Linked DNA regions of Mus musculus: region 2 is linked to region 1. The links are chromatin loops, found by intact Hi-C in ENCODE. Cell type or tissue: left cerebral cortex. All regions are shown on one strand. Links, peaks and the distances in the headings refer to the core of each region. The heading gives the core; the rest is flanking DNA. Region 1 has its middle 60 kb from the start of Gm25614. Region 2 has its middle 96 kb from the start of Gm33321.

Region 1 (16,484 bases), core at 5,454-10,453:
TTGATGTGTTGGATTCTGTTTAACAGCCAAGGATAGTACTCCTAGTTTAAGGAAAGCCATCATACATAGAGACTTAGGGGTCCATTTTCTTCTTGGGTATACCATCTTGTAAGATTTTGAATTCATAGAAAGCTAGGTTGTGCCCAAATTTACAATGAAGCTGGTGCCCCCTGCTGGAGTTGAGTTGCTTAAGTTTCCATCCCTTGGGGTATGTGTGCCAGCAACCCTGTTAAGACACAGGCTTGCCAACATAGCCCACGGGTATCAGGATAAGTCATTTAATTAACCTCTCTGCTTCAGCTTCTTGACATATAAGAATGGGATAACAATAGCAGCCAATCTTAAGTTCCTTGTTGAAAGGTAGAATTAATTAGAGTTGACAGTAGATTGCTTTATGAAAACTGGATGCTAAATAGCGATAAATGTTGGAACACGCCTCCAACGTCCCTATGGCAGGAAAATGACAATTTGCTGTGTCTTATTACTAAACCTGCCATTGCTAATTTTATCTCATTATGGATTCTGAGTTTCCCTGAAGTTGATTTTTTAAAAAAGTATTCACCTTCTCCTTCTCTGTTGATGTGACACAAACCCAATAATGTCATGGCATTTCTGCACATGGGAGATTGAGGCAGGAGGATTTCTATGAATTCAAGGCCAACTTGAGCCACACTGTATGCTCCAGATCGGTCTAAACTACAAAATGAGACTCTGGCTTAGCACACATGTATAAATGCATGCATACAACAACCACACAAGCCCACCCATTTTTCACTAATTCCTGGAGTGTGTGTGTGTGTGTGGGGGGGGGGTGAGTGTTTCAAATATGCATGGCAAAGTTACCAGGATGGTGAGACACCTGTGTGGAACAAGTGTATGACACCTGTGTAGAACAGGTGTGCTCCCATGCCTATTTAGAATACTTCTGGCTAGGGTTCTGACTTGGGCCCTATCCTAATTTTGTTTCTGTTGCCCTGATGCAGAGACAGCCTAGGGGAGAAAAGTTTTACTATAGCTCACAACTCCAGGTTACAGTCTGTTATAGCAGGTGACTCAAGGAGGTAGGTGGCATCCACAGACAAAAGCAGAAAGAAAATGAATGTATGCATGCTTAGGGATCAGCTATCTTTCACTACTCCTAACAGACCAGGGCCCCACCCCTAAAGCATGGAATTCTGCTGCCCTCTTCCAATGTTAGTCTTCTCATGTTAGTTAAGGTTATCAAGAGGATTCCCTACTGACAGGACCACAGGACACCCTGATCTACAAAGCACTCATTGAGACTCTCATCCCAGGTGATTGTAGGCTGTGTCATGCTGACTATTCACACTAACCCTTGCACACACATTGATGGATGAGAAGGCTTCTTCTGATCATATCAGGTAAGTACTGGTGCATGAGAGTCCCAAGAACAAATCCCACCCAAAGGAACAGATGATGATGGAATAGAGGAGGTCTTGTCTTGACAAAAGGACAAAGAAGGGTTCCTCTCTTTCTGAACCATACCCTAATGGGTAGCAGAAAAGAGGGTTAAAAACAGAAGTGTAGGCCCACAGCTTTCTGTCTTGAGTTGAAAGGCTAAGGGGGAAGGGTTTCAGATCATGGTGTTACAAAATTCTAAGGACATGCTGTGGGAGAGGAAGCTGTGCTCAAGGTGGTCTCAGTGTGATGTACTGCCCTGGAGAAGTACTGAGGCAAAAATGGTGAAGTTGAGGTAGGGTTTCTAGGACTGGCAGTTGGCATATGGTGTAGAGAAGACTGGAAACACCTCCATGGGGAGGCATGAAGAATTTGCAGTTGAGGCCAATACTGCAGTATAGCAGTTTCTCAAGGAGGATCAAGGAACAGACATTGGGAATTTTGATAAGAAGAGGACCACAATGTCTGGGTGGCCTTGGAATCTGGAACATCACCATGATTATGGAGATCTTCAGAAACTGGAGAGTGTCACTCAAATGTAGCACTCTGCTTCCTTGCCACTCATTCTCCAGCAAGTCTAGAAAAGCATGTTCCCTATCCGTAGGCACTCAGATGCTACTGTGAAGTCGAACAGGAGGCCTGGGACACTGAGAACTAACCCCAAGACATGATTTCATTTGGGGGTAAGGCTGAATTACCCCGGCTGAGAAATTAGATGATCCTGGGGAAGCAGGAACACTTCATTTATTCATAGCTCATGGCAAGAATACTTCATTTATTCATAGTTCACCCATCACATGGGTTCCAAGACTGACCCCAGAGTTCAACAATATCCACTTAGGACCCAAATACTCAAAAGGTTTAAATTTTGGGCTATGTGTATTTGTATATCTGTATGTATGTATATGCTTGTGCATGTGCTAGTGTGCATGAGAGAGAGAGAGAGAAAGAGAGAGAGAGAGAGAGAGAGAGAGAGAGAGAGAGAGAGAGAGAGAGAGAGAGAGCGCAACAAAGGCCAGAAGGGTCTCACATCCCCTGGAGCTGCACTTACAGGTGATTGAGATATGTCTGATATGGGTGCTTGGAAGTCAATTATAGTTCTCTGAAAAAGCAATGAGTGCACTTAAGCACCGAGCAGCTCGCTTTAGACAAATACTTCCCAACATGTGGGTTGTGATCCCTTTGGAATCCAATGACCCTTTCACAAGGGCAGATACCTTATGTATCAAATATTTACATTAGGGTTCATAACAGCAGGAAAATTATAGTCATAAACTAGCAATAAAACTAATTTTATGCTTGTGGGTCAGCACAACACGAGGAACTCCATTAATGGGATGAACATTAAGAAGGTTGAAAACCACTGCTCTAGACCAATACCCAAAGACCTTGAGGACTATCAAGCTGCTTAGTTATTTAGGTCTGCATATCAGTGCAACTCAGAAAGGTCTTTTTGCTGAGTTACATAAGCTCAATGTAGTCCTTGAAAACTCTAAGAGGCCAAGAGGCAGTGTGACTTGCTAACAAAATTATTAAGATATGTCACGGACAGAAGGAGCACACTCCTACAGGGAAAAGACATGGTAGATGGAAAGTTCTTGGTTTTTAACTAGAAAAGGAAATGCCATTAATCTGTTTTCTCCCCCCTGTAATAGCACAGAGGTTTTGGGAAGAAATCAAAATAAAAATCGCTAACACTGAAAATCAAGTGCACCCTGACAGGCCTTTGTCCATGTATGATCTCAGAGAGGAATGTTTTAAAGGAAGTAGTCTGAGGGTCAGATGAAACCATATGCTATTCAATCTGTTGTCACTGACATCCACGGCCCTGGTAGCAGCTGAGGGCTGTGATCCATTAAAGTCTTTCTGGGACCTCTGACTTGAGAAGTTGTGGCCAGTATCTCTCCTCCTGCCCCCATGCTAAATGCAGTTATAACTGCAGAAACAGAGAAAGAGGCAATCAAGGGCATTTACTGTAAGAAAGGACAAGAAGAGCAGGCCTACTCCATACCCCACAGGACGAAAGGCAGCCCAGAAATGGTACCTTGTGTTGTTTTCTCATTTTAGAGAGAGGATTTATTTTGTTCCATAGTTGAGGGTGTTAGTCCATCCTGACAGGGAAGGCATGCAGCAGGAGCAGCCTGAGGCCCTGGCGGCAGCTCTATGACATGGGTGTACAGCAAAAATATTCCCTGTTTATAGGACTGTTGAAAGGTTTAATCAGATAGTTTGCATCATAGGCACTGCATATGGGGGAAAAAGGTGGTTCTGACCACTCACACTGTGGTCTTGGCATCTAATGTGGGTCTTGGTACAGGAGCTACTATGCACTTTCTTCATCAACATGATATAATATGTTTACAATAGCTTTTAATGTAACATTATGAATACAGAAGAGTTCAGATGGACTGGGTTTACAATGAGTGGTTCACCTTACAATTCGCTGACTTTATAACATCATGCAGACCCTGCACACTCAGGAGAAACCATACATTTTGCTCCTGGGTCAGTCTCGGGTGGTATTGCACACTTCCCTGATGTTAGTGGTGACTGCAGGCCTCGAAGCTCCCAGCTGGGGAATCCATGGAGACCACACTGTATCGGGGCTTGCTAAGTCATAGCGTTTGTGTGTTGGGCAAACTGAGTGCATGTTTCATGTGTGGCATCTTCAGATTATAATGAATTTATCAGGATGTCATGCTATGATAGACTAAGGTGTATTTGGGTCAGAAACACTCACACTAAAGTAAGAAGTGGGACCAGGGAGTTTCTGTTACTACAGTTGAATATAGTTTATTATTATTTAACATTGAAAAAAACCATCAATTTTTAAGCCAGTGCAATTTGGCAAAAGAATACATTTGAACAAGTTAAAACTGAGAAAATAGGAGACACCAATTTAGTCCTTGTGAGATTGTTTAATAATATATAAGAAACACAATATGAATTCGAAAAAACATAAACAGGAAGAGAAGATCCAAATAATAATGCCATATAAAAGATATGCCACCTTGGAGAAAATTTAATGAGAAAATACCTAAAGTAGCCAAATTTTATTTCTGCCTTTTATTTTCTTGTAGTATGGCCTCTTAAAAGTGACCTCTGCCCTTTTTACTCACTGCATATTCGTGCATTTTTACATTCAACCAACTGATCCTCACCTGAATATCCATTATAGGAAACCCCTTTTGTCTATATCATGGGCTATTCTGCAGCCACAGAAAATACAATTCCAATTCGAAAGCTTTAGATACAGGTGAAAATGTTTCCTTGATGGCTGTCCTGTGAAATAAGCAAGGTACACAATGTTTAGAACAGTTGTATCAAAGCACGACATACCTCTACCAACCTAGACTCTACAGGGAAACTCTCCACAGGCTCTCTAAAGGGCAGGCCTGGGGATGCAGCCCAGCAGTGGGTTTTATGGCCAGCACACAGAGAGTTCCAGGTTCAAGTCTTGGCACCACACCAACTACTGATAGCATTAGTGTTCTGTAGAAGGAAAGAGAAGTGCTGAGAGTCAGACAGGAGGAAGTTAGGTTATTGTAAGAGTTGTGTTGCTATGGATATCACACTATTAAATTCAAAAGAAGTACATGCACATTTTAACCTGATATTGCAGGCTCTGTCCTCAAATCTGCAGAGATGCTCTCAAGGTTAGTTTCTATTATGCCTACATAGACATTGCGGCACTTAGCAGTGTTCATTGGGGAAAATGATGGTATCGGTGCGTGTATGCAAACACACAACCATCCAGGTGCACGTGCTTCTGTGTGTTCATGTTTCAGGGGGCAGAGGTCAGTGTCAAATGATTCCTGTATTATTTTCTATTTTTCTGTTTGCTTGTTTTTGAGATAGGGTCTCTCTCTCTGAGCCTGGAGCTCACTAGTTGGCTAGACTGGACAGCAACGTGGATCCTCTCTTTCTGCCTTTTCAGTACTGGGTTTATATATAAACTGCCATGCTTTCCTTTTAGGAAATAAATAGATAAAAACCATGCATGTTAAGGATCCAGACTCAGTTCCTTACATGTGTGTGGTTGGTCTTTACTGAGCCATCTTCCCAAACCCCAGACAGAGACTTTCTATAGAACTCTATGACATCCAATATTTTTACTTTTAAACACTCTTTATATATTTTAGTATGTTTTTATTCATTTGTATTTGTTTGAGAGGGAGTAGTAAACACCAGAGGACAACTTACTGCGAGTAGATATAGTGGATACTCTTTCCTGAAACTAAGATCTATTTATTCCCTAGCTTGCCTATATAACCCCTTTCCCCTTTATGCTTGTTTGTTTTGTATCTTTGTTCTTTGACTTACCATATGGCAATATTTTTTAAAATTATATCTTATAGAAAAAAGTACAAATACACAATTCGGCTTTTCCTCGGGAAGGAATTTCCTGTGATAGGGTCTTACTCCATAGCCAGGCCTGGCATCTATAACCCATCATGTAAACAAGGCTAGCCTCAAACTTCTGGTAGTCCTCATGCCTCAGTCATCTGTGTGCTGGGATCCTTGATGTGTGTTACCTGCTTCATCCTCCTCCAGCATTTTAATTAAAATAATCAAGAAGAGTTACCTCAGCTTCATACCACATCACTGGAAATGGAGGGATTTCTAGGTGTTTAGAAATGTCATCAAATTTGAATAAAACTTTATTGAGTTTCACACAGGAGCAAGATGAGTTAAGTCATTCAAGCTTTGGTGGATCTATTTGATGTCTGAGCTGGCATCTCATGTTCCTGAGTGGAAATTGTGCATTATGAAAATTCACTATATTTGTTCAACATAGACACAAACAAAAAAGTCATCAGAAAACTTGAAAATCCCCCCAGCTCATTTGAATAACTTCCTCATTATTAAGGCACTGTCCAAAGAGCTATATAGTGAGATTTTTACCTTTGCCCCCTTTCTGAATCTCTGTCTCTCTCTATGTCTGTCTCTCTCTATGTCTCTTCTCTTCTCTTCTCTTCTCTTCTCTTCTCTTCTCTTCTCTTCTCTTCTCTTCTCTTCTCTTCTCTTTCCCTTCCCTTCTCTTTCCCTTCCCTTCTCTTTCCCTTCCCTTCTCTTTCCCTTCCCTTCTCTTTCCCTTCCCTTCCCTTCCCTTCCCTTCCCTTCCCTTCCCTTCCGTTCCCCTCCCCTCCCCTCCCCTCCCCTCCCCTCCCCTCCCCTCCCCTCCCCTCCCCTCCCCTCCCCTCCCCTCCCCTCCCCTCCCCTCCCCTCCCCTCCCCTCCCCTCCCCTCCCCTCCCCCCCTCCCCTCCCCTCCCCCCTCCCCTCCCCTCCCTTCTCTCTCTCTCTCTCTCTCTCTCTCTCTCTCTCTCTCTCTCCCCCCTCTCTCTCTTTCTCTCTCTCTGATATTGTAATGGACTTTTTGAATTGAGAGATTTTTTTGTTGTTGTTGTTGGTTCTATGTGTAGACAAGCTGACAACCAAGGTTATCGATCACATCACTCCTGGAACACTGTTCCTTCAGGCACGTGCATAAGACTCATCAATTCCTTCTTTTTCTTTATGGCTCTGAACATGTTTGGAGTAGAATGGGTAACCAATAGGCAATGATGTATAGGTCACAAAAAGATTCTTTGACCCAAGCAAGCAGTGAGTGACATGTTACATAGAAGCCTTTTGTTTTTAAATGTTCTGAGCCTTTGCGTAATGAAAAGAAATGAGTTTCATTTGTGAAACTCAGAGTTCTACAGACTTACCAAGTCACAGACATCTGCCATTTGTAGGCATATCTCCAGCTAACTTTTACAGTAACATTATTTCTATACCAAAGAAACTCTGTAGTGTTCCAAAGAAACTACTTACAAAAGGATTTGGGGTAAAGGACCATTGAAAAGTGCTTCCTTTGCTGCTCCAGTGTGCTCATGTAGTCACTCATCCACGAGAATTCTTTCCTGCTATGTATGAGGCATGTGTCATAGCCTAGGGATCCAATGATTGGATCCTGAGCATAAGGTGTGTAACTAGCACTTGTCTCTGTGAATACAGGGTGAGATTAACACAGTCTTGACCATCAGGAAGGATTTTTTAATGAAGTGTCCTTTAAGTCAAGATCCAAACGATAAAAATACACTTTGAGGCCTATTTATAGCTGAGACCAAGAAGCAGCCTAGGAGAAGTTGAATGATCCCAGCAGGGTTTGAGCACAGAATATAAGAAACAAAAGGTGACTTGAAGACAAGTCAGTAGTCACTGTGCTGCAAAGTAGAGGTCTGAAATCATTGACTTTTCTCTTCTACTACACAGGGCAGCAAGGTTTTTAACAGGACTTTGTACCAGTGACTCTGAGGTCTAGGGTTTACCGGGTCACATGTTGCCTAGTGAATACTAGGTAATGTTTTTGTTAAATTGATGCAGTTAAATAAGTTGAAGACAGTAAACTTTTGTCAGGAACATTCCAGTGGGAGAAGTCACTGCTCTTGAGTGTATTTCGATCTACTGTTTCTTCATTTATTTAGTATGCCACCTTGGAGGAAACCAGGAAGGCCAGACACAGGCATGATAGTGATTTGCCGTCTTTCCTGACAGAGCCACAGGCCAGAGCTACTGTCTCAGGAAATGGGAACAGCCCTTCCCGACACAGTGGGGAATATGTCTTTGAGCTTTTGAGTTACTTGAAGTGTCAGGATCATTTATTTTTTTCAGAATATGCAATATCAAAAAAAGAGTGGCAAAATGGAGAGAAAAATCCAAAAGAAGAGAAATAGTAGACACTGCAGACTTGTTTCCACGTCACCGGCCAATAAACGATGTCTAGACTCTGTCCGTCACTGCCATCTGGAGAGATCGCCTGTTCTTACATAATAAGTGAATCAAAGACAAACAATCACACACGTGGGAGAAGCAGCAGGCTCTTTGCATTTGCCTCCCTTAGGAAGGCTTTGCCAAGAGGAAGGCAACTCTTCCAGCTCAGCCAACCAACACTTTGTGCAAATTGCTTCAGTTCCCAGCTATCGAACCCTTCTGACCAGCCAAGCCATTTCTGAATAGCTCAACACTTCTTACTTTGGCCCAGACCCAAGGCTTTCCTGAACACTGAGAATTCATATGAAGAAGATTATATAAACTTTCCATGACTATTTTTTTTTTCTGAGCTTGAAACCAAAGTAATATTTGAGCATTCTGCTATCTAGGGTGAGTATTTCTGAGTAACTGGTCAGGCTTTTACATGGGATGGGAATACAGGTTTACTTGAGGATGTAAGACAGTAGAGAGAGCTCGGTCCTTAGGGAACTATCACATAAATGAACAAAGCAAGAACAATGGTTCTAATGGGAGAGAATGTCCGACCTCTGCCTCGGCTCTCTACAGCTCCTTACCCTTTGCTTAGATGACACTTTTTCTTCTTTAGCTTTCTCTTTGCTGCTCAATTCTTGTCCCCAATTTTGATCCCTGAATCCTTTACAGGATAAAGGCATTGTTAGAATAAAAGAAGCAGGAGGAAGTGATACTTCAGACTGGTTAGCAAGGAGGGTTTCTGGAATCCTCCACAGCGATTTATGTTCCTTCCCTAAATCATTAGATATTTGAGAAGAAATCAAGCCGTTGGTTTGGGGACTTATTGACTTGTTTTCTCAAGGCAGTATCTCAGGCAGTAGCCCAGATTAGCCTTGAATTCTCACAAAGTTAGACTGCTCTCAAACGTCTGTGTATTCCAGATCGCCTCAAACTTGGAACTTCCCTCCCTTAGCCTCCTGAGTGCTGAGATTACAGACATGTGACACCAAACCTGGAATAAAAAAAACAAAAACAAAAACAAAAAACAAAAAACAAAAACTTTTTTGAAGCAGTTGTGACATGCTGTGGTTGCTAGACCAACATTTATGATTGATCTGGGGCCTTTGGAGCATGGTGTTCATGAGCTCACACAATGAGTTGAGGACTTCATGCTCCCAAATGGCTGTAACCAACAGCAAGTTGGGAGGAAGAGTTATTTTTAACCTTACAGTAGGGCAGGGACTTAGGGCAGGGACCTGGAGGCAGGAACTGAAGCAGAGACTGTGGAGAAATACTGCTTCCTGGCTTGCTCAGTTTGATTTTGTTTACATCTCAAGTCCATCTGTCCCACTCTGGGATGGACCCTTCCACATTAGTCATCAATGAAGAAAATACCTCCATGGGTTCATCTTCCAGCCATTATGATAGGCTATTTTCTCAATTAAGGTTCTCTATTCTCAGGTGGCTCTACTGTGTGTAAAGTTGATAGAAAATCAACCAGTATAGGCTTCCTCTACTTATCTGTGTGACCAACTCTCTTTAGAGGATTGGACATAGCTGTTTTTGGAGTAAGGGCTATAAATTCATGAATATGACAGGAAAGTATGAAGCTCATAATCACTTTTATCCAAGTCACCTAGCCTTGGTGCTGTGTCCTCTAAAGGCTTTGACTCTTATTCCTACATTTTGATCTTTGTCCACTTTATACTGTTGTTTCTTCTCCAGGAAGCTAGTATCAGGAACAGAGCTTTCCTTTAGATACCTGTCCAGTCCAGGTCTTTATGCTTCTTTTGACTTTATAACAATTTAAAGTTTAGATGCTTGAGTTGAGCATATAACTCTGTCATGGGCAAATCCAACCTATGGGCCATGGGCAGTATAAACTTCAAGATCACTACCAATACAGCCCACTGTACAATCACAAAACTCTTTAAAGCACTACAGAAGTTTTTGTAAAAAAACTTTACAAAAGTTGTAAAAGCCCGACCAATTTCTAGAAACGTTAATGTTTTAAAATGTTCAATAGCATGGATATATCCATTACAGAGCTCTTAATGTTGAGAGTGAATCCTCATGTTAGAGAAAGCTTTGTGCAAGACATTGGTATTGCTCTATTTGACCACAACTTACTGTTATCTCCAATACAATTAGATCTGGAGACAGAAGTTTGAGTGTATAAAGTTTTGGAAGAAGTTCAGGGTCATGGTAAGAGGAAAGGGAAAGAAAGGTAGAGGAGGGAAGACAACTAATAAAATGTATTTACTCAGGCTTCTGCCTTGGTAAGAAATTGTGGGTGTATTCCAAGGCATGTCTTGGATTTTTCTTATCTAAGTGATAATAAAACCAGAACTTTGCTTGTGGCCAAGGACTAAACACTCAATACATGAACCCGTGGGGACACTTCTTAGTCACAGCACATCACAAGGAAGCTCCCAGGAATGTTGCTTCTCTGTCACTTCCAGACTACATTGGTGTCATCAGAGAAGCTGGCTGATGGGTCAGGATAAATAGGATAAATGTGCTCAGGCACAGAGGCAGAACTAAACATGGGTAGTTCATGCCATTCATGTGATGGGTACAAAGCTCAACAGCTTAGAACAAGCTTCATTTTAGGTGAACATACTTGTTAATGTTCAAATTCTCCTGAGAATACTGCTAAGTGTTATCAAAGTTATTTGGTAACACAACGATAAATGATACAAAGAAGTCTAACTAATGTTTTTTCCTTCATGTGCTTTTAGGGTTGCATCTAAGAATCCACTGCTAAATCCATTCCCATGAACATGTCTTCCATCTTTTCCCACACAACATTTATGGTTGTAGCTCCTGTGTTTGTTTTTGCCCAGTTCTGGAGTACAGTTTGATCTTTGGTTTGAGAAGACCAGGTTTACTCTTGTTCATATCCTCTTCAGTTGTGTAGCACTAAGGATGAAGAGACTTCAGTCTCCCTCTTGAGAGTTTTTTGGGATCCGGTTCATCCATCAGTTGACCACAGACATGTGCCTGTGATCTGGACTCAACTCTATTCTGTGATCTATTCTCACTCGTACTTTACTTGTAGAGTTAGCTTTTTTCACAAGCTTTTCACTTAGGTGTGATTGTTCTAGTTCCATTCTTCTCTTGAGAATTGTCTTGGCTAATCAGAATATCTCTCAATTCTGTGTGAGTATGAAAATCAGACCTACAACTTCTACAGAGATTGATGTCATTTCATAGAGTGCCCATTCCTTTCCAGATTGCCTTGAGCAGTATTTGCTGGTCTAATAGTTCTAAGCATCCCAATCTATGACCATGGGATAATTTCACACTTACTCGTCTTCAGCTTCTCTCAGCAGTGCACCTCGGTTCTCAATGAATAAGCCTTTAACTTTGTTTAATTTATTCGTAGACACTTTATTCTCTGGATGCTGCTGTAAATCTTGTTTTATGTATTCATATTTTTCTTTCTGTATTCATGATTGATGGTGTTTAGAAAAGTGATGTTTCATGTGTTGATCTTACTCAGCTGAAGTTTTCCTGGATCATTTTTGGCTCTAGGTTTTGTGTTGAATTTAGGAGATTTCTATCTTAGGATTATGCCCCTAAAAGATGCCTTTACCTCTTTGAAATAGGAGGCCTTTTGCTTGTCTTTCTGTGATTGCTTTGGCAATGTTTAGTGGTGATGAAGAAGCTGGCTCTTGTGACTCCTGGTCCAGAGGGAACGTTTTCAGACTTCTATCATTAGGAAAGGGGTAGCTCTGCATTTGTCATAAATGCTTTTGAGAAAGGTCTTCTTGTTCCTCAGTCTGTCTCTGTCTCTGTCTCTGTCTCTCTGTCTTCTCTCTCTCTCTCTCTCTCTCTCTCTCTCTCTCTCTCTCTCTCTCTCTCTCTCGATGCCATCCTGAAGTCTTGTTAAGAAATACTATCGGGTGATTTTCCCCCTTAATTCTGTTAATAAGATTTATTTCACTTAATTGATTTTCTTCTGATGAATAATTCCTTTGTTTCAAACTTTTGTATACCTAATGGCATTACTGGGAAAGGACTTATCCAGAATACATAAAGAACTGTTCACAGCAACAACATAAATAAGCTAAGAAACAGCAGAGTGCAGTGGACAACCCTCCACAGGCAACCTGCAAGTGGACAGAGTGAGCATCTGGAAAGACAATCTGCATCATTTTCCAGTGGAGTAAACAAACTGGGTCATACCTATGCCACTCTACAGCCCAAGGACAGAACAGGAAAGAGACAGAAAGCACCAGGAGGTTAGGATAAAAAGACCACCTACGCACTGCACTGGGGGTACAGATGGCTAAACCACTGAAGACATTTTTTAAAGATTCATTTAATTTAGATTTTGTATATGGCTGTACTGCTTGTGTGTATATCTGTGTATTTGTGTGCTTGCTGCCTGTTGAGGCAAGAGGAGGAAGTAGGGTCCCCTGGATCTAGAGTTACAGATGATTGTGAGTTACAATGTGAGTGCAGGGAACTGAACCTAGTCCATGGAAGAGCAGCTAATGTACCCACCTTCCATGTTACCTTTGCAGCATTCTGGAGAAATTATGAGCCTGTGGGGCCACCCTTATTCAAGCCAGAACAAGGATGGGTTTGAGAAACTTGAAGAGGCAGCATGAATTGGGATGAAGATCTGGGGGATCCTTCCAGTTGTTTTCAATGGTATCATAACTGGTGTGTCTTATTAACCAATGCTGCCCTTATGCACAAGCATGCTTACTTAGTTTAGCAAGACAATTTAGTTGAGCATTGGGTCTAAGAGTTTCAGTCATTGAGTGTGCCTTACCACATCGTTCAGACCTTATGTGTCAGTTGTAGACAGCAGACTGTGGAGCTACCAGAGTTTGCTCCAAAACCAGTTAGACCAAACGACACTGAAGGAAGCTATTCCATATTCACTGGAAATTATTAACATCCTCTATTCATGAAGGGCCAGCTGTCTACCCAAGCTGTTGTAAAAGGGAAGGCATCCCCTATTTTCTGCTGAAACCCACTGCAGAAATGTACTGGAAGAATCAAAGGAAAAGGGCTAACCACCAAACAAGTTGGTACCCAATAATGTGCTGAACAACATCAAATTCCTGGGTCTGCAGTAATGTGTAAGTGGCTCTCCCACACTCACTGTGTGGAGGGAAGAGCAGCACTTTCAGTGAGTCATGCTCCAGTTACTACTTTTATGGCTTTCTACTTGGTACAACAGTTCTGAATAATTGCTTCATATGCTACCTTGCATATAGATGCATGGCTCTCATTAACTTCTGTTTCTTGCTCTGCCAAAGCTGGAGGTAGTGATCTCAGGTTTCTACCCATTTCCTTATTTTCTCTGGAGGCTTAATAGTGATAGGCCCATATTGTTGAGTTACCATGGCCCATGGGAATAGTCTACGCAAGATTCCTTCATGAAGGTGGGGCTGTTATGTACTTATCCTTGTGTATTTGTACTTATTATAATAAAAACATTAAAGAATATTTAGAAAACACAGAAATGAATTTTAGAGCAGATTATAACTGGCAATTATCCATAAATACTTGTTATTAATCCTAAAACATTTCATCCTAGTCTTATTATATATTTCACATGCTTTCTGTTTTAGTTACTTTTCTGCTTGCTGTGATAAAACACCATGGCCAAAGCAACTTATTAAAGTATAGTATTTTGGACAGTGGTGGTGCATACCTTTAATCCCAGCACTTGGGAGGCAGAGGCACGTGGATTTCTGAGTTCAAGGACAGCCTGGTCTGCAGAGCGCGTTCCAGGACAGTCAGGGAAACCCTGTCTGGAAAAACATATATATAAAATTTGGGTTCTCAGGGTTCCAGAGAGTATTAAAGTTCATAACAACCTTGACATAAAGCATGGTAGCAGGCAGGCAGACATGGTGCTAGAGCAGTATCTGAGCACTTACATACAGCATGAAGGAGAGAGAGAGAGACAGAGACAGAGACACAGAGAGACAGACAGAGACAGATACAGAGAGACAGAGAATGAGAGAATGAGAGAATGAGAGAATGAGAGAACAAGAGAACTATTGGTTTGGGATTTTTAAAATTTAGTTCTTTTTTATTTTTTAATTTATTAAAAAAGAATTCTTTTTAAATACAATATATCCTAATTACTGTTTCCTCTCCCTCTACTCCTCCCAGTTCCTCCCAAATTTCCTTCCCTTCCAGATCTTTCTGTCTCTCATTAGAAAAGACCAGATTTCCTAGAGATAATAACCAAATGTGACAAAATAAAAAATATAGTAACATGAAGCAAAAATTATTATATCAAAGTTGTCATAACAACTGAAGCAGAGACCATGGAAGAGTGCTGTTTACTGGCTTGCTCCCAGTTTTCTTACTCAGTCTGCTTTCTTATAGAACCCAGGACCGCAGGCCAGAGGTTCTATACACAGTAGGCTGAGCCCTTCTCCATCAGTCACTTGTTAAGAAAATGCCCTACAGCTGAATATTATGGAGGCATTTTCTCATTTGAGGTTTTCTCCTCTCAGATGCTCTAGCTTGTGTCAAAGTGACAAAAAATTTGAGCAGTATACATGCATGAATATATATTATAATATTGCATTTATTTTGCATTTACAGTTTAAAAGGTTTAATGAATATTGTCACATGTCATTTTGTGCTTTTGTCTCCTAGCTTCCTTGCTGTTGGGTTTAATTTGTCATTGAATGTATGGTTTTATAATATGTTCTTTAGCTATGTGTTAGGTCTATGGTACATTTTTATTTATATTAATAGTTAAATTTAAGCATTTCAAAAGTATTCTTAACTGACAGGTTCTGTTACGTCACATTTTCTGAATAAAACATTTCCCCTTTGTTTTGTATATGCGTCAGAAGGAGTCTCTTGGCTTTTTCCATATATTGCATTTTGCAAACTGTGTATATAACATTTAAAGTAAAGCATACATTAATAGAGTTTAAAATCTAAATACTATCTTCTTTGAGGACAAACAATGGCATGTTTTTTTGGCTCCAGATTTCTCACAGTGCAGTGAATTCTGGCAGTGCATTTACTGCCAATAGTCAACTGTAGTGTGTATAAGGGAATGCTTTCATTGGACACTTACTGCATTGTTATTGGGAACACATCTTTGATTCTGCTTCCACTAATAGAAAATTTTAGATCAATGCACTTTATTTTTGAGACAAGTTTTCATTCACAGAAAGTCTGAGTGGAAAGGAGAGTTCCTCTCTGCACTCTGACCTTCAGCCTTGATAGCCAGCCCCATAGTGGTATATTGTTACATTCCATACCTCGCCTAGCTCACAGTTCACAGTGCTATGCACATAAGGTTTGCATGAATATCTAATAATACATACACCTAGCAGGGTCATGTTGTATAGTGAACTTCTGCTGTCTTAAATGTTCTCTTGACAATTGTCCTAGAGTATTTTCTGTGGCTATGATAAGCACATGACCAAAAGTAGTTTGAAGAGGAAACATTTTATTTCATCTTATAGGTTATAGTTCATTGCTGAGGGAAGTTGGGTTAAAAACAAAAGCAGAGAGAGAAATTTGAATCAGAAACACTGAATGACTTCTTACTATTGCTCCCAGGCTCATGTTCAGCTGTCTTTCTTATACATCCCAGGCTACCTGCCTAGGAACAGTACTACCCTCAGGTTGCTGGGCTCTCCTAATAAATTGATGAGCTTTGGGACCATGTCTCAATGTATAAGACAGATCATGATCTAGAAAGACTGACATCAACATGTATATGAACCCACAACCCACACATAAACACACACACACACACACACACACACACACACACACACAGGGTTCTTTGCATAATTTATATAATAGCCCTTGATTTGATATTCCTTTTGCAAGTATCCTCTCCAGTATGGCATTCATATTTCTACTCCCTTGGCTGTATTTTTTGCAAGCATAAAAATTAGTTCTAATGAACTCCAGTTTATCAATTCTTTTCTCATGTCTCATGCATTTTGTATCATATGTTAAAACCTTAATACCATACCCAAGGACAGGTATGTTTCCTCTTAGTAACTATGAGTCTTATAGGTTTACAACTTATAATCTGGCCTATTATCCATTTCAGGTAAACTTATGTGATGAGTGAGATCTGTTTTTGCCATTGTTGTTTGTAGATGCGAGTGGTACCTGTTGGCACATCTACCTCATCTCCATTGCATTGTCTCTGGTTCCTTGCCAGAGATCAGTCAGCTGATCTTGTTTATTTCTAACCTGTATTCTGGCTACATTTCTGGACTATCGTGCTGGGTATCTGTGTTTGTCTCATTGGTCAACAGAATCATATTCTCTTGGTCACTGTGGTTTTCTAGTAAGACTTAATATTGAGCTGTGT
Region 2 (16,484 bases), core at 7,406-12,405, 500 kb before region 1:
TTAAAAGCAATAATGATGGCTAGTTTGCCAAACTAGTCTCTCAAACCTTATATTAATTGGTCATGCTTTTAAAATTTTACTTATTTGTTTATTTATTTATTTACATGCGGAATTCTACCCTTCCCAGTCTCCTCTCATAGAATTCCTCCCCATCACCACTCTCCTTCCCTCTGAGAAGGCAGCCCCACTTTATCCCCCAACCCTGGGCCATCAAGTCTCTACAGGATTAACACATCCTATTCCACTGACACACTGAGGCCAGGCATGGCAGCCCTCTACCACATATGTGTTAGGGGCTCAACCCTGCTCTATCTTTGTCTCCCAAACCTTGTATTAATTTGTCATACTTTTGAACTTCTAAATTTTCCTCCTTGTCTTGGATTTCTTTCCATCCACACACTCTGCTCTGACATTGTGGATATAGTTAACAGTCTAGTGAGCGTATAATTTGGAGCATTTAAATTATTTATGGGGTTGAAGATACAGCTCAGAGGAAGCACATTTGCTATGGTTTATGTCAACTTGACACAAGCTAGAGTCATTGGAAAAGAGGAAGCCTCAATTGAGAAAATGCTTCCATAAGACTGGGCCGAATGTAAGTCTGTAGGGAGTTTCCTTAATTAGTGATTGATGAGGGCCCCAGGGGCCCATCCTTTTGTGGGTAGGTCCTGGGTTCTATAAGAAAGCAGGCTGAGCAAGCCATGGGGAGTGAGCCAGTAAGCAGCGCCCTTCCATGGCCTCTGCACCAGCTCCTGCTTCTAGGTTCCTGCCCTTGTGAGTTCTGTCCTGACTTCCTTTGATGATGAACAGTGATATGGAAGCATAAGTCAAATAACCCCTTTCTTCCTCCCCAAGTTGCTTTGCTCATGGTGTTGCACCACAGCAATAGTAACCTTGACTGAGACACTTGCCTAGCATGCAAGTGGCCCTTGGTTCAATACTCAGTACTGACAAAAGTTTAGTTTTAAATTCTTAATCTTTTCCATTTATTTGCCCTGGTTGGCCTCTCTCTCTCTCTCTCTCTCTCTCTCTCCTTCCCTCCAACCCCCTCCCCTCCCTCTCTCCCATCCCTCCCTCCCTCTCTCCCTCCCTCCATCCTTCCTTCTTCCTCCCTCCCTCCCTCCCTTCCTTCCTCCCTCCCTCCCTCCCTCCCTCCCTCCCTCCCTCCCTCCCTCCCTCCCTCCCTTCCTTCCTTTCCTTCTTTCTTTCCACAACAGAAGCCTGTTTGTTGGTGAGTCTTAGGAAGACCAGGCATTAGAACCTTCACGATGAACCCTTTGTATCTGAATGAATTTGGGAGCTGGAAGTATTTGTCTTGGGATAAGACAGAACTGTTTTTCATCAGAGGACTCCTAGCGGCTAGACTAAGCGTTCTTTCGTCTGCAGTGCCCACATGTGTAGGGGTGAAGTTTTGGATTATTGACTTGTTTGGGAGACTTTCCTGGTTGGGTATTGGGGAGCATCTGACTGGAGCTGAAAAGCCCAGGGGTCACGACTACTGTTTGCATCCTCAGTCCATCCTGATCTACTCATAGGAGAGACCACACCCAAGCTTAGGACTTGGAGGAAAAGCTTTTATTGGCCCCAATGCTTCCATGAAAAGTACAACATCTTGCTGTGCCTGTAGCTCTCTCTTCCTCTTCACGTTGCCCTGTAGAGAGTAGTGATGATCCTTAGTGTTTCATAGGAGTTAATGTACATATTAGTAGTTCCCTTGCCGCATAGTGGGGCTAGGTCAGAAATAGCTCTGTGAGATTGGGAAATGTGAACTGTAGCTAGATTTGTGGGTGCTCTTTGTAAATATTGAGGGAGGAGGAGAATACATGGGTCCACTAAATACTGCAGAAAAAGAAGAGAAGCTAGAGGAGTCTTTACTTAATGAATTAAGAAACTATCCATTAGCTAGCAAGACAGCATCTATATATCATTTATTAGGTTTTTAAAAAGAAAATACACGCAGAGAACTAATTTATGGTCAGGCAGTCTACAAAACCCTCGCTGACATCACCGCCTGACAGAGCTGCTCTTATCTTCCTATTACAAAGAAGGTAAGAAAGCAGAGAGTAGCCACGGCAGGTGGTGGAGGTACCACGTGAGTCTGTCTGCTGTGGAAGCTTCTTCCCCCCACTGTGCTTACCTCTTTCTGTCTCGGAATGCACACTTTTCCTTTGTCCTTTTCACTTATTGAAATGCAGTCTTCCTGTGCTACTATAAGTACCACCCAGGAGAGTTTTGGCTAAGAGGAAGTCAGTCAGTGTTAGTTTTCTGTCTCAGGTTTTCCATGGAAATTTTACCTGGCTCCTATCTTGGTGTGAACCTCTCTTCCTAGTTCTTAGTTTATGTTTTCTTTTTTTTTCTAATTCTCTGTTGTTCCCCAGCAAGTTGGCCCCCTGTAGAATATAAGCTTGATGCGATCAGTTGATAACCGGGCTTGCTTTCAGTTCATCTCTCGGCTGTCCCAGTATCATCTCAGACACATGACCCCATGGTTTGGAAGTGGATTGAGTTTGTGCTTCTGAAGCAGTCTTTATTGTTCCTAAGTATGGCTTGGTTTTATGATGTTATAGGTGCTGTTTCCTTTCTTAAATAATTTTCTAGCAAGATGTAAGACTCTGTAAGAGCACCAAACAGCCCAGAGAACAGACATATGACTGTTCTCTATATTTGAGATATGTGAAAGCTGAAACTATTTGCTGTTCATTTCATTGACCCACTCAGCAGCTCTTCTTTGCCTGGTGTCCACAGACAGTTTGGGTCATTTAAAGTGTGTCCACTGAGACACCACCAACAAAGATGTCCTCTAAAAGAAGACATGATGCTGAGTCTAGTCTAATATAAATCACATCTATTAATACTAAACTATGTCGACCTTCAACTTGTGTGGGATTCCTAAGAGATCTCCCTCCCGCTTTACTGAACATAGCTTTTTCCTCCCCTCACATAATATATTCCAATTACAATTTCCCTTCCTTATACTCCTCCCAGTTCCTTCCCAACTTCTCTCCCATCTATATTCATCCCTCATTTCTCTCTCTCATTAAAGAACAAAAAGGTTTAAAGGAGGTAATGATATAATTATAATACAACATAAAAATAAGACAAAAATCAAATATCAGAATAGGACAAAACAAAATCAATCAAACAAACAAAACACCCCAACAACAATAACAATGACAATGACAACAACAATAGCATCCCCAAGAACAGAAGAAAAGAGTGCAAGGAAAGGCGTATGAAGCAGATAATAAATGTAGAGACCCACCTGTCTGCATACTCAGGAATCCCTAAAAGGACACTATTCCTACCTCCTCTTTTCAGGGTCCCCTGAGCCCTAAGGGGAAGGATTTGATAGAGACATCTCATATAGAGCTGACTGTTTCAAGGTCTTTCTCTCTCTCTTTGGGTGTCTAATGACTGGTTTTGGGTCTCTGTATTTGTTCCCATCTGCTGCAGGAGGACACTTCTCTCATGATGGTTGATCAGGCAATGATCTATGAGTATAGCAGAACATCATTAAGAGTCATTTTATTGTTACTTTAAAAAAAAAGAATACTAGTGTTTCATTTATCCTAGGTCCCTGGACTCGATAGTCTCATGTTCTTGGTCATCAAGTGTCAGGTATAGATTGCATCTCCTGGAGTGGGCCTTAAGTCAAAACCGGTTGATTATACCCATAAGCTTTGTGCCACCATAGGCTTAGCATATCTTGTAGGTAAGACACCATTGTTGATCCAAGGTTTTGTGGCCTGGTTTGGTGTTTATGTTTCTCCTTTGGTAGCATGTAGAATACCTTCCTGTGCCAAAGATAATAGAATGTAGGGGTGAATATTCTATGTAGGCACCAGCTCGATGTCTTCATGTTCAACGAGTTGTGTAGGTGTTGTCTCCAGAAATGGGGCTCTTGCCATTAGTTTTCAGAGGGTAAACTATATAGTCTTGACAATAGCCTGGGTTGTTTGGGGGTTCCTACAGGTTGTGGGTTTATGTCTGGGTCTTCAATTCAAGTCTATTGATCAACATGTCAAGTTTGTGCCAGGATCATACTGTTTTTATTACTATAGCTCTGTAGTACAATTTGGGATTAAGGATTGTAATGCAGTTCTTTTATTATTCAGGATTGTTCTTTTTCTCTGTCTCTGTCTCTGTCTCTGTCTCTGTCTCTGTCTCTGTCTCTGTCTCTGTTTCTCTCTCTCTCTCTCTCTCTCTCTCTCTCTCTCTGTGTGTGTGTGTGTGTGTGTGTGTAATTTTTCCCTCTATGATGTACTGGTATGGGATTATTTATTTCCCTTGTTTTCTTGGGTGTGGTTAATCTCCTTAATTTAACCTTCTTGCACCTTCTGTACAGATGGATTTGTAGATAGATATTTCCATCTGTGATGATTGAAAGTTTTGCTGGGTCTAATAGTCTGGGCTTTTATTATTACTTTGTATGTTTCAATATTCTTTCTGTATCCTGTATATTTACTGTTTTGATTATTATATGCGGAGGGGAATTTCTTTCCTGGTCCGGTCTATTTTGTGTTCTGCATGCTTCTTGTACTTTGAGAAAAAGTATTTCTCCTTCCTTAGGTTAGGAAAATTTTCTTCTATGGTTTTGTTGAAAATAATTTCTGCTCTTTTGACCTATGTTTCATTTCTTTCCTTTATTCCTATTATTCCTAGATTTTGTCTTTTCATAATGCCCCAGAGTTCCTGGATGTTCTGTCCCTGAATTTTTAGATTTAACATTTTCTTTGACTGAGGTATCCGTGTTTCTTCAATCTTGTCTTTAATGCCCAAGACAATGTCCTCCATTTCTTGTATTCTGTGGGTGAGACTTGCTCTGAGATTTCTGTTTGAGTTCCTAAATTTTTTTATTTCCAGATTTTCCCCAGCTTGGGTTTCCTTTATTGATTTTATTTCCATCTTCAGATTTTGAACTGTTTTATCCACTTCCTTCCACTACTTGCTGATATTCTCATAAATTTCTTTAAGGATTTCACTCATTTCCTTTTTAGACACTGCTTTCATATCACTAAAGACTGTTTTAAAGTCATTGTCTTGTGCTTCAGCTCTGTTGCAATTCTCTCTTCCTCTTTTTATAAAGAGGATATTTTTTCTAAAAGGATTTATTTATTGTTATATGTAAGTATACTGTAGCTGTCTTCAGACACACCAGAAAAGGGCATCAGATCTAAGTACAGATGGTTGTGAGCCACCATGTGGTTGCTGGGATTTGAACTCAAGACCTTCAGAAGAGCAGTCAGTGCTCTTAACCACTGAGCCATCTCTCCAGCCCTCTGTTGCAATTCTTAATGTCTACTGTGGTAGGGTTTCTGGGCTCTAATAAAGTTGTGTTATCCTGGCTATTATTGATTGTGTTTTTATACTGGTATGTGAGTATCTGGGTTTGGGAAGATTGTAATTCTAGGTGCTGATATCTGGCCTTGTCTTTATTGTATGGGTGTTTTGTTTCTTGGTTTCTGTTACCCTCTCTAATTCTTTGGAAGGTGTGTTGGCTGTGTGTTGCCTAGTAGGGAATTCTCCTGGGATCCTGCTAGGTGTGGCCTCCATTGGTTCTCAGTAAAATGTGGGGATGGGCTAGGAGCAGGGACTGAGGAACCTGCAGGAGGAAGGAAAGCAGGGTGTTCCACCAAGATCTGTTTAATCCCCTGGGAATGGGGGCAGCAGTGTGTGAGGATAGGCCCTACATATAGTCTTCTACAGAGCTGGGGACTGGATATGGAGGAGAGTAGAGGGAGTGAAGACCTGAGGCTTGCCTACCTGCTTAGCTGGCCTACTTACTCCTCTGGTAGACTTGTTCCCAGGGAATGCCTGCTAGACTTGGGGGCTGGGATAACAGGATGAATGAAGAGGAAGGATGGAGGAGAAAAACTACATGGGGCCAGGCATAGCAGGTAGTCTGTTATAGAGCTGGGGGTGAGACTGGGGGGTCAATTTGGAGGGGAGAGAGAGAGAGAGAGAAGAAGAAGAAGAAGAAGAAGAAGAAGAAGAAGAAGAAGAAGAAGAAGAAGAAGAAGAAGAAGAAGAAGAAGAAGGGGGAGGAGGAGGAAGAGGAGGAGGAGGAGGAAGAGGAGGAGGAGGAAGAGGAGGAGGAGGAGGAGGAGGAGGAGGAGGAGGAGATCTGCAGTTAGGGTTTCTGTTTCTCTGGCCAGAGTGGCCTAAGGTCCCAAGGAATCTCCTGAGCGATCTTAACTAGCATTCTTCTTAGAGCAATTTTAAATGTTTGCATTAATTCTCCCTAGTCCTTCATCTTCCTCCTAGCAGTTCAGTTCCATCTTTTTTTCCTGTGTGGTAATTGCCAGGTATTGAAAGGCTGTGTGAATGTGTTATGAAACAAGACTTGTATTGTATGACTATTCTTATCTTGGATTTTCTTTTCTGCAGTGCCTTGAAAAATCTTTTTTTTTTCCCTCCTGTCAAGTCTCTGAAGGGATTTTCGCAGCTAATTTAGGATAATAAGGCATTTTCGCTGTTCTGCAGCTTTTCTTTTTAGGAATAATACATATATATTTCAGTAGCTTCTATTTAAGTTTGCCTAAACTGAATGAAAATGTTCACACGGTTTTTTAAGGCATCAATGCATCTGCATGTGTGTATAGCTCTGTGCACCGCCCACCCATCCTCCCAGGGATGGCACTGCTCAGCCCAGACTCCTGCACAAAACAGCACTTCACGGGCCTTTGGCTTTGATGCCTCTGTTGAAATTTAAGGGGATTTAGATGTTGGAGGTCAAAATACTGCCAAGGAAAATGTAAAGGCCATGATGTAATTGCTTGGTCAGAGGTCAGCTTTTTGACTAAACTGAAAGAGGCAGCTCTGTGCTTGGACAATAGTTTTCATGGTCATTTGAAATGAATATCTGTTAAGTGCCAGGGAAATGCCTTGGTCACCCTGAGACCAAAGAAAATGACTTCCAACATCGAATTCCTATTCTCTCTCCGCTCCCTATCTTCCTCCTTCCCTCCTCCCTCCCTCCTTCATTTCCTCCCTCCCACTTCCTCCCTCCCTCCCTGTCCATTCCTTGCTTTTGATCAAGTCTTACTGTGTGGCCAAGGCTAGTATTGAACTTCAGACCCTTATATCTCAGCTTTCTGCATGTTTCAATTATGTGCATGTGCCACCATGACAATCCTATGTGTTCTTTTGAAGAAACTTCACATATTATCACATCTCCTGTCTCTCCCATTTTTCACTTGCCTTGTGCAAGGTACAGCTTGGGATGTGGGAATTGTCCCATGTCACCCTCTCCTTTTTAAAAAAGATACTTTTGCCATGTGTGATGCTTAAATTTATGTGTCATATTGATTAGATTGAGAAGCCAAGGTACTTGGTTAAATGCTAGTATAGATCTTGCTGTGAAAGTATTTTGTTACTTGATTGACAGCTGTAGTCAGTGGACATTATATGACCTTTATAATGTGGCTGGCCTCATCAAATCAGTTGAAAAGTGTTAAGAGCAAGACCTGAGGATGCTGAGTGAAGATGGGATTTGGTCTCAAACCTACAGCATCAACTCTTGCCTGAGATTCCAGCCTTATAGTTGCCCCGTGGCTTTCAGACTAGCTGCTCCTGAGACCTGATAATCATGTGAGCTGATTTTAAACTAAATCCCTGATCCCTCACTGTGTGTATGTGTGTCTATGAGAAAGTGGGAAAAGGGAGAAGGAAGAAGGGAAGGAGGAGGAGAGAGGGACAGAGAGACAGAGAGAGAGAGGGAGAGAGAGAGGGGCAGGACTTTGCTGTGTTACCCAGGTTGGCCTCAAACTCTAAGACATCCTGCCTTACTTCCTGAGTGTGAAGATGACACCATGCCTGACATACCTTATCTTTCCTTCTGTCCATCCATCCATCCATCCATCCATCCATCCATCCACCCACCCACAATTTTGATCACACAGATGATTCCTTAACTAAGGCTTTTCCTGTATCTACAGTTTAATCCTGTGAGTTGACTTTTTTTGTTGTTTTTTTGTTTTGTTTTTCTCCAGACAGGGTTTCTCTGTGTAGCCCTGGCTGTCCTGGAACTCACTTTGTAGACAAGGCTGTCCTCGAACTCAGAAATCTGCCTGCCTCTGCCTCCCGAGTGCTGGGATTAAAGGTGTGCGCCACCACGCCTGGCGTGAGTTGACTTTTAAAACTAACCCTCTACCTATGTATTGGGTGGCAGACAATCTGGTCTATTGACTGACCCTTGACCCATATATCGTCTTATCTCTATCTGGCCACCACTTGCCTATTTTTCTGGAAAATCCAGGTACACCACATTTTAAATGTTCAGATACCCAGCCAAGTGCACTCTGATGATGTAGTAGACAAGTGCCGTCCATTAGTGTTCACTGTGTGGATGACTGCAAGTTACCTTTAAGTCTCTTCAGCAATGTGGGTGCCTTCTAAGTGGCCCAGATGGCTCCTCCTACTGGCTGTCTCCCTTTGTACTTGGCTCTGCCCTTCTTGTTTAGTTCTTAGAGGACTTGCCACAGGCAAAGAGCTGGCTTTCAAAAGTATAAGTCCCACTTACACTTTCTTTACCCTGTGTGGGTGACTATAAAATAGCTGGGCTTACATTTGGGGACATGAAGAAGGGGACTTCCTATTCAGACAGAGGGTTAGCTTGGCTAAGGTTCTGGTATGTATGTATGTGTGTGTGAGAGAGTGTGAGTTTATATGTGTAGGTTCACATAGGTCTCACTTTATCTCACTTTATAGCTTCAGTGGGAAACTCAAAGCCATCCTCCTGCGCCGGAGTCTCTTCAGGACTGGGATTATAGGGATGAACAATCACGGCTGCCATCATTGCTATTCTTCTTGTATCTGCTTACAGCCTGAGGTGGTTCATTTAATGAAATGATTTTTTTCAGAGTGACAGTTTGAAAACTTTCTCCAGATGTCTTTCTTATTAAATGAAGACATTTTAACAAACCATGAGCCTTAGAGACTTTGTAAGAAAGTGAATATGATAGCCTAGCTGACGGCCAGTCTCAGGAGGTGGCTGTTTCATGTTCTTAAGGGATGAGACTCAGAAGTGACTCAGTGAGGACCTTTTGGCACTAGCAGATGAAAAGAGTTTGAATGTTCTTTTGTACCAAAGGATGGTGAGATGGAAGAGTGTGGATGGGGAGGGGCTTCCTGGATAGAGCTTTGCTCTTAGGGTCTGGCCAGCTGCTCTGGAATACACAGATATGGCTTGAGTGCTCTGAAACCTTAGCCAAGGCAACCGTCTATCTGCACAGGAGAACTGAGATTCAACCACCGAAGAGTAAAGGGAGTTGATTGCGTAACAGTTTTGCTAAAAAAGGCAGTTAATGAAAATTAGGGTTTTTAGTTGGCTTCAGTGGTATTTGCTCTCCTGGGAATGTTAGGCATTTGCCATTTACTCTTGCCTTCTTCCCCCCACCTAGGTAGCTTCTGACCTGCTGGGCACACTGTCCTGTCAAACTCTCAACTCACTGAGCCATCTCCCTGCCACCGGAATGGTCTCTCCTTTGTGTGCATTTCTTTTGTAAATGTATGGCTGTTGACCCTTGGTTAATCCCTGCCCAGAGAGTGGGAAGCAGGAAGACCGGCAGGTGCCCTCATGGCTTCCTTCCTGCATGTCTTCCTGATGTGCTCCCAGTTTCTAGGAAGCAGAATGAGCCTCAACCTGGTTCATGTCCTTGATAAACGGGACTATCTCCTGGGAGCCTGTGCGAGTTTGGGAGTGGTCTTTTCTAAGTCCCAGTCCCACCTCCACTTGTGACCTTGAAAGGAATTAGGGACCCAGCTCCTTAGTGTTCCTACCTCTAAAATGTGACAAATAATGGCTACTGGGCAGAATATTAAACAGACAGAAATGAGAAGCTGTTTGGCTATTGGAAACTATCCTGTTAAACTGTCCACAGGACCCTCACCATTCAGCCATCTTGCCCACCCATCAGCGTAAAAGTTGATGGAAAGCTAAAATTATTATTTTTTTGCTATAGTCACTAGTATGATGAGAAAGGAAACATCTTTCAGATCTTCAGTGGAATTATGTTTGAGAGTCTTTTTCATTTGTGTCACCTTGGGGACCCGTAGTTCTAGAGGAGACCCCTTTAAACTCTGTCCACTTGATTTTATTACCATGGCAAGTAGAGCTACCTATTCTTAGGGAAAGGTAGAATTACTAGGTGTCTTGAGGGCAGTGCTGGCCACACTTGGTATTGCAGAAGAATTTGAAATGTGCTCTGAATAGTGAGATGACCCACTAGAATCTTAGAAAGCCAGCTTCTGGCTTTTCCTTACCACCTAGGGACTTTCAAGAAGGTGTTTGGATGAGGACATCCCTTGTCCCCTTGTCTCCTGTCTCCTTCAAGGCAATTTGCTTTCTTTGCCTTTTCACAGATGTATTTTGATGTTATTTTCCTCTGTAGTCACCCTCTGAATCCACAAGCATACATATATATGCACATACATATATTATGCATATATAATATTTAATACTTTTGGAGACAAGAATGCTAGGAGTATATGGCTATATCCTGCTTGATTTATGGCACACTTGTCAATTGAAAACAAAAACAACTTTATGACAACCTCCATCTGTAGTTAATGTCGTGATAGCAGTTTTATTTCAGGTAGTTGTTTGGAGACCATAGGGCAGATCTGTAACGCAACATGAATTGTGTATCTGGAATGAATCTTCCTTTGTTTCAATACATGCTCTTCAGTACAAAAGGTCATTTGTTTATGCAAATAGTATAAATGAAACAGGTACTAAAGAGGAAGCATTCAAGGTCATAAGCTATCTGGTCTCCTCCTTCAGGGTGGTCTCTTGAATGGTGACACCCCTTGTAGACTCAAGGAGAGTTGAGCTGTGTTGTGTTGTGTTGTGTTGATGGAGGTGGGCCAGAGCGAGGTAGCTATGGGAACCATATGGGGAAGGCCAGGGCCACTAAGACAGGGAGCACTGTTGAGTACTTCTGAGAAGTATGACTCATCTTTACATGGTCCTTGGAAGAAGATTCAATAAGTGACCCACTGTCTATATGGTGGTGACTATGTTAGCACTGACAATCCCCACTGCCTAGTGACTTGTGAGTGCTGTAACATCATGTCACAGTACATTACTGACCTGTGTGTAGCAATGTTGGTACAACACACCTACTGTGCTATCGGCTGTATATAGTAATCATGTGCAGTACATACCACCTGCTAATGGTAACAGATGTATAGATTCTGGGCTCTGCCTTTGTCACTGTTTTAGAGTGAAGTCCCATTCAGGAAAAGTTTGCTGCTTGTTATGTGACACCAGCATCTAGAAAGGCATGCTTACTACTTCTCTTGGCTTCATGTACAACCACGTGGAGTCACTGACCTGAAATCTCAGGCTTGGGTGAGTTCTGGCTTGTTCTTACAACCGCAGCATACCCAACACACCCATCTGAAGAGCATGCACCCTGTCATCAAGGAACTTATGACTGTACCCTAATTTCTTTCAGTTGGATATGAACCTCAGAACTCTCTAACTAAAAAGAAAAAGATTAACTTATATAATTAAAACTTTGTACCTTTGATGCAAATCTCCCCAGGACATTTACCTTAAGCTTAAAAGCAGCATGTTCTCAAGTATATCTTTTCATATACGGTATAGGATATTCAAAGGATGCTGTGTTTGGATGGAGAAGGATGTTGATGGGCTTTCTAGGAACACCATACTCCACATCCAGTGCCCGTGCCCTCACCATGGAATGAACTTAAGCTCTCTGAAGCCCATCCCATGGTGATGGCAGACTTCCATAGAAGATAGCAAGAAGAGTCCTGTATCCCTTTGGAGGAAGTGAACTTGACTTTGCTGGCCTGAATGACCTGAAAACCAGGGGCTTAAGCTTTTAGCTAAACCAGGCCTTTAGCTTATGGGGTTGTTTTTCTTGTGCAAGCTGTTGACCTCTATTCCAAGGAACAAAGTCTTTGAAAGACTCCTTGGACATTAAAATAGCTTTACAAAATAACATTTTGGTGCTTTAAAGTATAAACTAACCAGAAACACATGATTTCACTTTCCCATAAATCACAGAGGGTTTTGCCTAAGAGAAAAATGCATGGCAAAACACATCATGAATAAACAGTTTAGGGTGGTGATCTGGTTGCACAAGCAGGGCCAAGGGTTGGGGAAGGTGATGGATTTGCATTCTGGTGGAGCAGGAACCTAGGACAGTCAGCCTGCATCTGGTGAAAGGCAGCCAGTACCAGTCCTTGCTTTCCCTGTCCTTCACCTGAGCCATTGAATGTGATCTTTAGCTTGGACTACTTTAGAGGAAAAAAGATCAAGTGATAAAGATTCTCAAATGTGCTTAATAAATGTATTTTCACTAATCGGATAACCTAGCTTCTCTCTTAACTCCACTTGCTCTTTGTCACATGGCCTAGTGGGTTCATAAGGGATATTGATAATCAGTACATGGGGACAGACTTCCACAGTGGCATGTGTTAGAGAACACTGAAGAATATAAAAACATATTCCCTATAATATATTCTTGGCATTGTAATTTGCATTGTTCATGAGGTACTTTCCTCTTCCCTTTTTCTCCCCCTCAAGATATTTATTAATGAAATGTTCAAAGAATGTGAATTCGCTGAGGCCAGTTAAGTTTGGCTTTATGTTCTGAATAAATTTGCTATTACATTTATTTATTTGTATGTTTATGCATATTTGTGGGCATGTGTGTGCCATAGAACACGTTGGAGGTCCCTGGACAACTTCTGGATGTCAGTTCTCTCCTTTTCACCGAGTGTGAGTCCTGGGGATAGAACTCAGGCTTGTTAGGCTTGGTGGCAAGGGAATTTGCCCACTGAGCCATTTTATGGTTCCATGTTAGCTGTATATTTTTGCTTACGTTTAGGTTTTGAGATTTGTTGGGAATTTCCTAGATTCTTCATGATTCCTGGACAAAAATAATTAATTCCATAAGCTGGGAGAGAGGAGTAAGGGGTGGAAGGGGTGGGTTTTACTGTTTTGTGTGTGTGTGTGTGTGTGTGTGTGTGTGTGTGTGCGTGTTTGTGCTAGCAGTGCAACAAGCAAGTACTAGCCCCGGTAGCATATGAGTGTGTTAATGAAAGTTACATCACTGTAAATGAATGTCCTGCACAGGTCACTTAGGAAGCAGAAAAGATTTTTTTTTTGTGGCTTACAGCTTAAGAAATTCAAGCACAGGGTGGGCCCAGTGGCTTGGGCCTCTAGTAAAGGCTATATAAAATGTTAGTACCACTGACAGAGGTGACATCTTGAGCCAGGAAGCAGAAAGATACCGAGAGAAGTGTTCCAATTGAAGATGTATGTGATCGTAATGACCAACAGGCCTCCTACAAGATATCACCTCAAACAGGTTCATGGTGTCTACCTGTGTGCCGAAGCCTGGACACGTGGAACTTGGGAACTCAAACCACAACAATAAGAAACAACAGAATGGAGGAGAAAAAAAGTAAAAGTTGGGTAAAGGACTCAGCTGTCTGTTAAGTTTCAATGCAGGAATAAGTATTGACGTAAGTTTTGGGTTCTGTTGGTACAGAGATGGTTCTGGAGTTCGAAGACCTTACCAGAAGTTCTAGTCCATTGATGAAGGTGCACCAGCTATGAGTGTGTTGAGATGCAATCATGTCTGGCTGGTGTAACAGTGTGGCCCAGGCTCAGAGTCAGGCACATCTCCTTGTGTGTCTTTGAGCAAAATTTTCCCATGGCTGGTAGGGTGTCAGCTTGCACAGTGGTGATTGCTTTCCTGGAGATGGTCCAGCAGGGCACTGCTGGTTCACATTGGAGACTGTCTCACTCAAAGGACACTTGATAGACAGAGTTGATGAGCTTGTAGACTGTCTATCCCCATCACCATCCTTATCCATTGAGACTCTGCTCAATGGCTTTGATAATAGAAGAATAGGTGGGAGTCATATAACCCCAGGATCAGCTTTCTTCCCATGTCCACTGCCTCCTAGGAAGGAATGCTAGTTCAGGATGACTATCATTTATTAGCTTGAAATATGTGAATGTGAATTTTCATCTTTTTTTTTTAAAGATGCATGTTCTGGGGTCTAAAGGCTAACTTTTTCCATTTGAACAATATGGTTGAATTGAATGAGAAAGAAAAGATTTGAAAGGAACTCTTGTCACTACTCAGATTATTTTTCAAAGTCTGCGTGAAGACCTGGGCCTTGCGTTCTGCTTCCAATAAACTGTGCAGGAGGTGGCAGGCAATATGGTTGTGGCCAACCGTCCCATCTTTTGTTTATTGACTGTGTTGCTTTCATAGTCTCTTAGACTGTGACCAATCTTTTTGACCTTACATTTTAGAATCCCGCACGCAGTGCCCTGAAGGGGAACATTGTGGAGAGGACATACCTTCCTCTGCCAACCTATTTTCCATGAAGGAGTTCTGTCAGGATGCCTTAAGTGCCAGGGTATTTACATATTTACTTTACTCCACCAGAGGAGAGGACTTTGAGCGTCTTCTCTCTCAGTGAGAGGCCTTTAGAGCTATTCTCTGGTCATGGGTCGTGCAGCTTCAGACAGTCCCTGAATCCTTTCAGTTGAGTCATCTTCCCCACTTCAATGGTCAAGGTAGCCAACCTGTTTGTACTGAAGACATCTGCCTTGAGGAATTGTGAATGATGTAATCCAACATGTATAAATCTGAACAGTGTGCTGTATTCAGGACTTGGCTCATTGGGCCTTAAGATTAGAGGCTGAACAGAGAGCAATGGGAAGATGGGCACTGGGCTCCCCATGAAAGCTGTGCTGGCTTCAAGTGTGAGGAAGGACAGGATATAAAAAAAGAGGACCCAAGATCCTGAGGATGGTCTGATAGTGTTGAGAGAGGGTTAGGGACCGAGGTTTTCAGCAGTTTAGTATTATTGTATGATGGAAAGAGGAAGTTCCAATGTGCTCTGGCTCACCAGGGCAGATGTAAATAATGATGATACATGGAATATCTCAAAAATAAAAGCAAGGTCATTGAATATATTAACCAAAAAGAAATGATAAAACCAAAAGGTGATAGACATGTTTCATTCCCTAATATCACTAGTGAATATAAACATTGCTCTATACCAAGAGAGAGTAGAGGGGGCAGGCAGAGTGAGAGGTGGGAGAGGAATAGACAGGCAGAGGAGAGACAGAGAGGGAGATCTTTGAGGGGGAGAAAAGAGGGAGAGTCGGGCAACAGTGGGAAGGGGAAGGAATAAGTCTGTATTAGACTCAGAGGAGCCTATGTGCTGGATACATTTGTCTTGTGTTAGACCAGTGGGTCTGAACCTTCCTAATGTTGTGACCCTTTAGTACAGCTCCTCACATTTATGACTCACTCAACCATAAAATTATTTTCATGGCTACTTCATAAGTGTAATTTTACCACTGTTATGAATTATAGATATCTGTGTTTTCTGATGGTTTTTGGTGACTGCCTGAAGGGTCTATTGACCTCTGCAAAGAGGTTGAGAACCTCTGTGTTAGAGGGTCAGATCTTGAAAGCAGCACTGATCAATGTAGGCCTATAATCATATGGGCTGTTCAGGAGGTTTAATCAATAGGCCATGGAAGAATTAGCCTCTGAAGACAGTGTGATTCGGAATCAGAAGATCCCAGGGTTTGGGAAGAGAACCTCATTCCAGTTTCCCTCTACTTTACACTGGCATTCCCATGTAGCACATGTGAGGGGAGAACTCATATCTTAAGGTGAATTTAGGGACAAGTGCTGACCAGGTGGAAAATCACCGGAACAGACCAGGATCTCCTTTCTTTCCAGTTTCCCTCATATTTCAAACTCTCATCTAGCCTTCAAAATCACATGATTATAACTCTCTATTCTTACATCTCTCTCTCTCTCTCTCTCTATCTATCCATCTATCTATCATCAATCATCTATCATATCTTCTAGCTATCAATTTTCTATCTATGATCTGTCTGTCTACAGATTTTCACATTTTTTTCTGTTATTTCTCATATGCTGAGACCAAATACCTGACAAAAAGAAAGTCAAGGGATGAAGTATTTTTCCTTTCCTTATGATTTGAGGGTGTACTCCATCATGGCAGGAAAGTCACGGAGTGGGGGAAGTGAGTGTGAAGAAGCTGTGCTGCAGGAGTTTGGGGCTGCTCGCTCATTTGTCTATGGTCTAGGAAGCAGGGAAAGGTGAACATTATGTTCAGCTGGCATCTTTTTATCTTCTTTTTCATTCAGTCCGGAACCATAGACCATGGGTGATGCCATCCACATCCAGAGCTGGTCTTCTCTCAGTTATCTTCGTCATCACCATGGCAGACACACCCAAAAGTGAGCCTCACTAATGCCCGATCAAAATTGACCATCACGACCATCCACATTCTTTCTCTTTCTCTCACCTCTTGACTTGCCATCGTTTTGCTTTTGTCTACTCACTTACCCACCATCTATTATGAAACAGGAACCAAAGAGTGGTCTCGGAAAGAAGGCTCAGGCATAGCTACTAAGAGTCTGGCAGAAATGTCTTCTGAAAAGG

The links. A loop is a pair of places that touch in the nucleus more often than their neighbours do. Peaks named below come from ENCODE experiments on the same cell type or tissue, not always from the same donor. Only the 100,000 strongest peaks of a DNase experiment are listed, where the experiment ranks them.
Region 2: a loop joins it to region 1, with 2.1 times the contacts of the local background. A loop is called at or near these places in 1 of 42 quality-filtered maps.

What each region holds. Positions count from the first base shown.
Region 1 is chr14:58,701,766-58,718,249 of GRCm38, forward strand. No RefSeq gene overlaps it. Among named protein-coding and RNA genes, the nearest start is that of Gm25614, 60 kb to the left of the region's middle. In left cerebral cortex, for the core only: no CTCF peak of the experiment used is centred there; a DNase peak (open chromatin) is centred at 8,285.
Region 2 is chr14:58,196,463-58,212,946 of GRCm38, forward strand. No RefSeq gene overlaps it. Among named protein-coding and RNA genes, the nearest start is that of Gm33321, 96 kb to the right of the region's middle. In left cerebral cortex, for the core only: a CTCF peak has its summit at 10,167; no DNase peak of the experiment used is centred there.